Linked DNA regions of Homo sapiens: region 1 is linked to region 2. The links are chromatin contacts, found by Hi-C or POLR2A ChIA-PET in ENCODE. All regions are on one chromosome and are shown on one strand. Each heading gives the region's core, a stretch centred on a gene start or an enhancer-like site at or near the end of the contact. The rest is flanking DNA. Distances are from core to core; before and after follow the strand shown. Region 1 has its middle 28 kb from the start of NT5DC4. Region 2 holds the start of POLR1B (RNA polymerase I subunit B).

Evidence for each region. Hi-C counts contacts between places; a loop is a spot of excess contacts on that map. ChIA-PET counts read pairs that join two places held with the same protein, here RNA polymerase II (POLR2A). Pooled maps may share reads with other maps.
Region 1: a loop to region 2 is called in a pooled map, with 7 times the contacts of the local background. The contact joins the enhancer-like site here to the promoter of POLR1B in region 2. A Hi-C loop is called at or near these places in 8 of 50 pooled maps. POLR2A ChIA-PET finds 5 or more read pairs at or near these places in 3 of 52 experiments (PC-9, activated B cell and activated CD4-positive, alpha-beta T cell).

Annotation. Positions count from the first base shown.
Region 1 is chr2:112,690,593-112,694,564 of GRCh38, reverse strand. No RefSeq gene overlaps it. Among named protein-coding and RNA genes, the nearest start is that of NT5DC4, 28 kb to the left of the region's middle. RefSeq lists enhancers at 1-215, 1,675-1,914, 1,333-2,532 and a silencer at 3,265-3,451. Within about 2 kb of position 1,989, at least 16 of the 41 ENCODE cell types and tissues checked have a DNase peak (open chromatin) inside an H3K27ac peak, as active enhancers do; they include PC-9, where a contact is called at or near this core.
Region 2 is chr2:112,540,522-112,544,121 of GRCh38, reverse strand. It overlaps POLR1B (RNA polymerase I subunit B), which reads right to left and starts at 1,657. Exons shown (of 15, transcript NM_019014.6): 1 at 1,451-1,657. The coding sequence starts at 1,627. TTL (tubulin tyrosine ligase) reads right to left here. Exons shown (of 7, transcript NM_153712.5): 7 at 2,383-3,600. It overlaps LOC105373562 (a long non-coding RNA gene), which reads left to right and starts at 1,910. Exons shown (of 2, transcript NR_136321.1): 1 at 1,910-1,919; 2 at 2,044-2,466. RefSeq lists an enhancer at 1,625-1,774.

The sequences.
Region 1 (3,972 bases), core at 740-3,239, 150 kb before region 2:
AGAGGTGATGATGTGGGGTCTACTGAAGGCCTCACGGGCATTCCAATGTCTAGAACACGGTTTCATTTGAAAACTTCTGGGTGTACAAAACCCAGCACCCACCTCCCGCACCCATCCCACCCCAACTGGCAGCAGCCTAGGGTCTAAAGAGTTCAGAAAGGGCCCTGCATGGGGGCTGACCTGAAGCCAGGTGGATTTCCAATGATGGCTGGGCCAGATGCCTTGTTAAGTAGGACACCGTGGGCAGCGCGCGGTGGCTCATGCCTGTGATCCCAGCACCTAGGGAGGCCAAGGTGGCGGATCACTTGAGATCAGGAGTTCGAGACCAGCCTGACGAACATAGCGAAACCCTGACTCTACTAAAAATACAAAAATTAGCTCGGTGTGGTGGCACCTGCCTGTAATCCCAGCTACTCAGGAGGCTGAGGCAGGAGAACTGCTTGAACCCAGGAGACGGAGCTTGCAGTGAGCCGAGATCGCACCATTGCCCCCCACCCTGGGTGACAGAGGGAGATTCCATCTCAAAAAAAAAAAAAAAAATAGGACACTCTGTCTGCCCTTTTTGGTGACATGAGTCTTTCAGAGCATGAGCAGTTCTCTCCTGGGACCATCTCATTTATCTATTTACCTGCTACCAATTTTAGCGCCAGGTTTGCTCTCACTCTATGCAGCAACTACAGATGTACAGCAACGGGCACCTCTGCGCCTGCTCCGCTTTCCTGCCTCGTTTCCATGAAGACATGGCTGGGGGCTTTGGGGACAGGGAGGTGTGTGTAAGGGGTGCCTGGGAAGCGCAGGGCGGAGCAGGAATGCTGGCACTCCACTCCTTTCCTGCCCCTCCAGCCTCACTTCCGGGTCATTCCTTCCCTCGCCCACTTTGACCCATTCTCCAGACAGCAGGAGAGACCTGATGTGGATGAGAGAATTGGTGTTTAGAAAAATCAAACACCTTGCTTAAGGTGGCTCAGTAGTAAATTGGAAACCGGGCCTCAAATTCAGATTTTCTGATTTGTTTTTCTTCTTCTGGAGCCAGCAGGCCGGTGTCTCATCCTCTTACTGCTTGGTCTTTGCTGGGTCTGAGTTATGAACAAATCCAAATGATAGTGCCTGGATTTTAATGGGGTCACAATTTAAATATTTTCATCTTCTCAAGGGATCTAAAGATCCTATATTAACCCAGGCTGGTAAAATAGCTAGTGCTAAGTAGGGAGAACTTTCTGGAACTCTCAAATTGCAGCATCTTGGTGTTCAGTAGCTGAACCATCAAGCCCAGGTCCATGCACTCATTCCCTTCCTTAGCGCCCCTGCCCACTCTGCCAGTGACTCATCCTCCCACACCTTCCCTCTTCTCTCCTGTGCCCATTTGCTCCCCAACCAGCTTTGCCACACCAGGGCTCTCCTGCCTGCCCTCAGGGTGACAAGAGGCAGAAGTCACAGGACTGGGGAGAAACTGACCCCAATTACTGAGGATGAAATGGTTCCAGCATCTCAGTGAGGCATCTCATTGAGGTGAGACAGGGCTTTGGAGGGACAATGAAGGTGTACTTGGGTTGGGGGATGCAGAGCTTTAGCTGGCTCTGGTTGCAGCTCCCAGGTGGGCATGGAAGTGAGGGAGGTATGGGATGGGTCAAGGGGGTCTCTACCTAACAGGAAGCCAGAATGGTGGAGGGGCTGGGAGGACAGCACAGGAGGAGTACAGACCACACTGGACCAAGGCAGGAGAAGCTGGGCAGATATGGGCCCTGAGGAGTAGGGAGGGAGTTGCTGTTGTTACAGTTGCCGCCTGGCTGCAGAAGCCAGAGGTCAAGTTCAGGCATGCTGGTTTCTAGGGAGATGAGCTCATGAGCTCTGATGCTCACTCCGCAGGAACCTCCAGCATGAGTCAGCATCAGCTAGGTTTCTCTGGTTCTAGCCTCACTCCTCGCAGCAGTCAAAGTCCAGGAGAGAGGATGTGGTTGGCCCAGATAGAGTCACACGCCCTGGCAATCTGGCGGGTGAGGGATGCTTCCCCTGAGGAGGCACCTGACCTGGACAGGTGACTCCCTGGAAGGAGGTGGGGCTGCTGCATCTGGGAAAAGGAGTAAATGCTGAGAGGTAAGATGACTAAAAATCATTCCAGTCCGATAGTGAAAGGACTGGCCTTTGAATCCATCCCTAAACTTGAGGATTTGATTTGCTCAGTGGCTTTAAAAATATCTAAAAGATATTGTGTCAAATTGCCAAACAACTCCCAGGCACTTCCTCTGCCTTAGCCATTTCTGGGGCTTTCATCAAGTCTATAGCTCCAGGTAATGGTCCAGCTGCTGATCCTTGTGGAATGAGACATGCGAAGCTCTGTGTATGAGTTACTGTTTGGGTTGTGACATTTCTCACTGCAGATTTCCTGCCAAGCCTCACTCCCAGGTTCTACATCCACCCACGAGGCATATAGAGACTTCTCTGGAAGCAGGCGCTGGGAGGCCCATCCAGCCCACTGTGACTTCACACCCAGGAGTGTTAAAAACTAGAATTCTCCTCCAGCTGGGCTAAGCAACATCCCTACTTAACACAGACGAGTAATACACATGCACCAGGGTGCAGTACTGTTTCAGTTACTAAAGGCTCCCAACAACCTAATGGCCATCAGGGGAAGATGTACTAAATAAATCATGGTGAGCCATCTAGCATGCTTCCAGGAAAAAAAAAAAAAAAAGAAGAAATCATGGTTCATTCACTGTTCAGCCATCTAACATAATAAGGCAGCACTCTGTATGAAAATGGAGTGATCCCTTATCTGTGCTGTTCAAAGTAAGGTGCCAAACATTGGGCAGACTACGACATCCCTTGTGTAAAAACTGCACACATATTTTAGGCCTGCTCATATGTATATGAGCACACATATAAAGCCGAAGTGTTCAGTTTCCCCACCACCCTCTAAGGAATCAGGGAACTCCACAAGGCAGTAGAAAAAGCAGACGGTAGGATGGAGAGTCAAGGAGAGAGGGGACCTAAGAGAAAGAGAGAGGAAGACACTTGGGGGTCAGAGAAAAAACAGTTTTTTTAGGAAGCTTTGTAGGGTGGTATTGTAGAAGGCAATTTTCATTCTTTCGAGCCACCCAGCGTCTGATCCTCTGTCTGTTAAAGGAACCCCGTCTTCAGAAGGCAGAATTCCCTTCACAGCAGAAGCTGAAAATGCCAGAGACTCATGTCCTCAGTTTTCCTTGCAGGGAGGGTTGGGACTCGTGACTCCACCAATCAAATGTACTCACCCTGTGTCTGAATCAGAAATTAGTCACATGAGCCTGGGCAACATGGTGAGAAACCGTCTCCACAGTAAAATACAAAAATTAGCTGGGCGTGGTGGTGCGTGCCTGTGGTCCCAGCTACTTGGGAGGCTGAGGTGGGAGGATTGCCTGAGCCTGGGAGGTTGAGGCTACAGTGAGCCGAGACCCTGTCTCAAAAAAAGAAAGAAAAAGAAATTAGTCACATGAGGCACTCTGTAAAACCCACTCAGTCCATGAGGTGGCAGTGGTGGCAATACCTCCAGTCTCCTGGGTGGCAGTTGGAGCGGTCCACGCAGCCAGCAACCAGGACCCAGAGTGGGTGTCGTGGTGTTGCAAGCTGCAGCCACCAGTGCCTATGTCTGTGGTCATATTCTAACCAGACCAATCTGCCACATGATTCTGGGGGTTGGTCTCGTCTGCAGAGCCTCCTAGCTGTGAGTTATCCAGAGATTCTATGAGCACCAGTATTGTCTAACAGAAAACAGTGATTGCCGTTGCTTACAGCTGCAAATCCTGAGACACATATATGTGTGTTGTGCGCCTCTGTCCTTAGCACTCTCCGTGGATCTTTTTTTTTTTTTTTTTTTTTGAGATGGAGTCTCACTCTGTCGCCCAGGCTGGAGGGCAGTGGCGCAATCTCGGCTCACTGCAAGCTCCACCTCCTGGGCTCACGCCATTCTCCTGCCTCAGCCTCCCGAGTAGCCGGGAC
Region 2 (3,600 bases), core at 408-2,907:
TTCTAAAATTTCTCAATTGGATTTTTTTTTTTTAAAGACAGGTCTCACTCTGTTACCGAGGATGGAGTGCAGCGGCACAATCATAGCTCATTGCAGCCTCAAATTCCTGGGTTCAACTTATCCTCCCACCTCAGCCTCCCGAGTAGCTGGGACCAGCTACTTGGGTGCGCACCACCATGCCCCACTAATTTTTAAATTTTTGTGGAGATGGGGTTTCACTATGTTATCCAAGCTGGTCTTGAAATCCTGGGCTCAAGTCATCCTTCTGCCTTGGCCTCCCAAAGTCCTGGATTACAGGTGTGAGCCACTGCACCCAGCCCGATTAACTTTTAATTAGGAATTTTTTCTCACAGACATGATACTGTAACAATCCAGGCACAATACAAATAACCCCCACCCCTCTAGTCTTTCTAAACAATAAATCTTAATGGCTCCCATATTATTTGCCGAATAGAGTTCAAGAATCAGACTGGCAATCAAAGCTCTCCACATTATCTGTATCCCTATCTCCCACAACACAAATCTTACCCAACAAAACCACAGGTAGGGTCCCCGAAGCATGTGACTCTGCTCTACTCTTCCCCTGGACGAAATGCACGTTTCTCACTTCTTGAACTCATCTAATCCTGCCCTTTCTCAAACTCCTGGATTAGTTGCGCCGCCCATAGGCTCCCGCAGTAGCCCACACAATCCCTTGGCAGAGCAGTTCTCAAGAACATTGGCATGCACTGCTTTCATTATCTTCACCCCTTCAACCCCCAAACACGACAGGGAGCACTTAAATGCATGAACTGTCTCGTACACGGGACTGCCTCCTCCACATCCTCTGAGCCTAGTGCCTGGAGACACTGGGGATGCTTACTAAACGAAGCTTTCCCCCACCATACTCACTTGAATTCTGCTACCATTACTCTACGCTAATAATGCAATTACACTTTTCGATTCAATCTTGCTTTCATGACTCATTTATACCTTCCTCGGCACCTGCTTAATTCATAACAAATGACGAGTAGTTTCTCTCTTTAAAGCTCTAAGAGAAGGAAACTGAAGGATAACCTTGAACATTACACTGTACCTACAAATACGTTCGGGATCTTTCGAGGTACGTTTTGGAGAGGTAAGTCTTCAAGTGATATAAAGCCGTGTGCATTGTGAAGCACATCCCCAGATAAGCCACTTCCTCACTCTCACAGCACCCCGAAACTGTCCAAACTACGGTTCACAATCACTTTTCACTCCAGAATCACGAATACATCTCTTAAGACGCCTCGACTCCAAGTCTCACGAAGGCCAGTACCGCGTCCTGTTTAACATGTTGTGCTCTCCCGCTTACCCACCAAGCCTGTCAGGATCAAGGAGCACATGCATCTGGGGTCATACTGTGACCTCCCAGCCACCTCCCTGGGATTGGCCTCGCCGCGGCAAGGGCGCCGGCGGACGCCGCGCTCACCTGCACCGCGAGGCCGAGACCCTCGTGCACAGCGTAGTTGAAGGACTCCACGTGCGCCCGCGTCAGCTCCTGCAACGCTGCCTTTTGCTGTTCCCGCGGGATTCCATAAGAGGGGTCAGTCAAGTGCTTTAGGCTAGGCCCGCTGGGCAGGTTCCGCCACCGGCTGCCAGGATCCATGTGGCCACCTGCACACCGGACGCCAGTCTCTCGGTACACGCCGGACGCCAGTCTCTCGGTACACGCCGGAAGTAGTGGCCGCAGTCCCGTTTCCGCAGCCTGCTGGGAAATGTAGTTCCCTCTCGTTCCACCCGCCCTAGGCCCTGCGGTTTCGGTTTCTCGGGGTCAACGTAGAACCAAAAACGTCGAGTGAACGGGCCGATTAAGGCCGTGTCCAGCCAGAGCGTGGCGGGCCCTCCCTTTCTCCCATATTCCGCCCCACTCATCTCCCCGCTCGCGAAAGATGCCGCAGGTGGAAACCCGCTCCCCGCCCAGTTGAGCATGTGACCTCTTTGGCTCTCATTGGCTCAGTCAATTAGGATCGGAGGAGAGCGGTCTTCTCAGGCTCTCTTCTGTTTCCCTTCACCTGTTCCCAGTCCCACGCTGATGCCGACCCTGGGGAGTCATCCGGCCAAAGTCGTTGCTTCAACGAAAAAGCGGATGCCGGGCCCCGGGCTGACTCTCTACCCAACTCCTAACTCGCGAGGCTCACCCCTGGGAAGCCAAGGAGTGGTCGGGCCCCGCTAACCTCGTCGCATCTTCCGGACTGGAGGCCTGGGGGAGGCCTGGGGAAGGAGGTGGGAGAGGAGTCGGGCGGTCCCGGATGGAGGGGATGGGGCAGCGGGGCGTCCAACTGGATTTACAGCCTGAATTTCTTTTGCGTTCCTGTGAGCCCCTTACCTCCCCAGAATACTGATTAATCAGGGAATGCCTGCTGGTTTTTCAACTTTATTGTGTTTGTGTTTAACAGCTATATTGCGTTATAACTGGCATACAATAAACCACACATTTAAAGTGTACGCGTTAAGTTTTGACCTATGTATACAACCATGCAGCCATCACCACAATTAAAACAATGAATTAAACCACCACTACCCAGTATCCTCCTGCCCCTGATAGTCCCTCCTTACTGTCAACTTCCCCTTTCCTAGTTCAGCTGGTACTTTTCATTCCTATATCACTTTTTATAAAAAATTCGAGCCGGGAGTCTGTTGCACAGGCTGGTCTTGAACTTCCGGCCTCTAGTGATCCTCTCGCCTTGCCTCCCTAAATGCTGGGATTACAGGCATGAGCCACCGCGCGCGCCCGGCCAACTGAGTAGTTGTAGTTCTTTATATAGCCTATACTAGTCCTTGTCAGATCCATGATTTGCAAATATTTTTCTCCCATTCTGTGGGTTTTTACTTTCTTGCTGGTGTCCTTTGAAGCAAAACGTTTTAATTTTGAAGTGTAGTTTTTTTCTTTTGTTGCCTGTCTTTTTATATCATATCTAAGACATCATTGTGTAATCCAAGGTCATGAGGATTTAAAAAAAAATTTATGGGTACATAATTAGCATATTTATGAGGTATATGAGATGTTTTCATATAGGCATACGATGTAATCATCACAGGAGGGTAGATGGGGTTTCCATCACCTCAAGCATTCATCATTTCTGTCATGAACATTCCAATTGTACTTCCTCAGTTATTTTTGAAGGTACAACAAATTATTGCTGACTGCAGTCACCCTGTTGTGCTATCAAATACTAGATATTTTTCAATCATGGGGATTTTCACCTATATTTTCTACTAAGAGTTTTGTAGTTTCAACTCTTACATTTAAGTCTTTGACTCATTCTGAGCTAATTTTTGTATATGGTGTGAGAAAGGCATATCACTTTATTCCTTTGCATGTGGATATCCAGTTGTCCTAACACCATTTGTTAAAAAGACTATTCTTTCCCTCATCAAATTGTCTTGGCCTCCTTGTCGAAAATCAGTTCACTATAGATGCAAGGGTTTATTTTTGACTCTCAGTTCTATTCTCTTGATCTGTATGTCTATCTACATTTATCTGTATATCTGTCTACAAACTACACAGATTTGATTAATACAGCTTTGTAATAAATTTTGAAATCAGGAAGTGCACATCCTCCAACTTTGTTCTTCTTT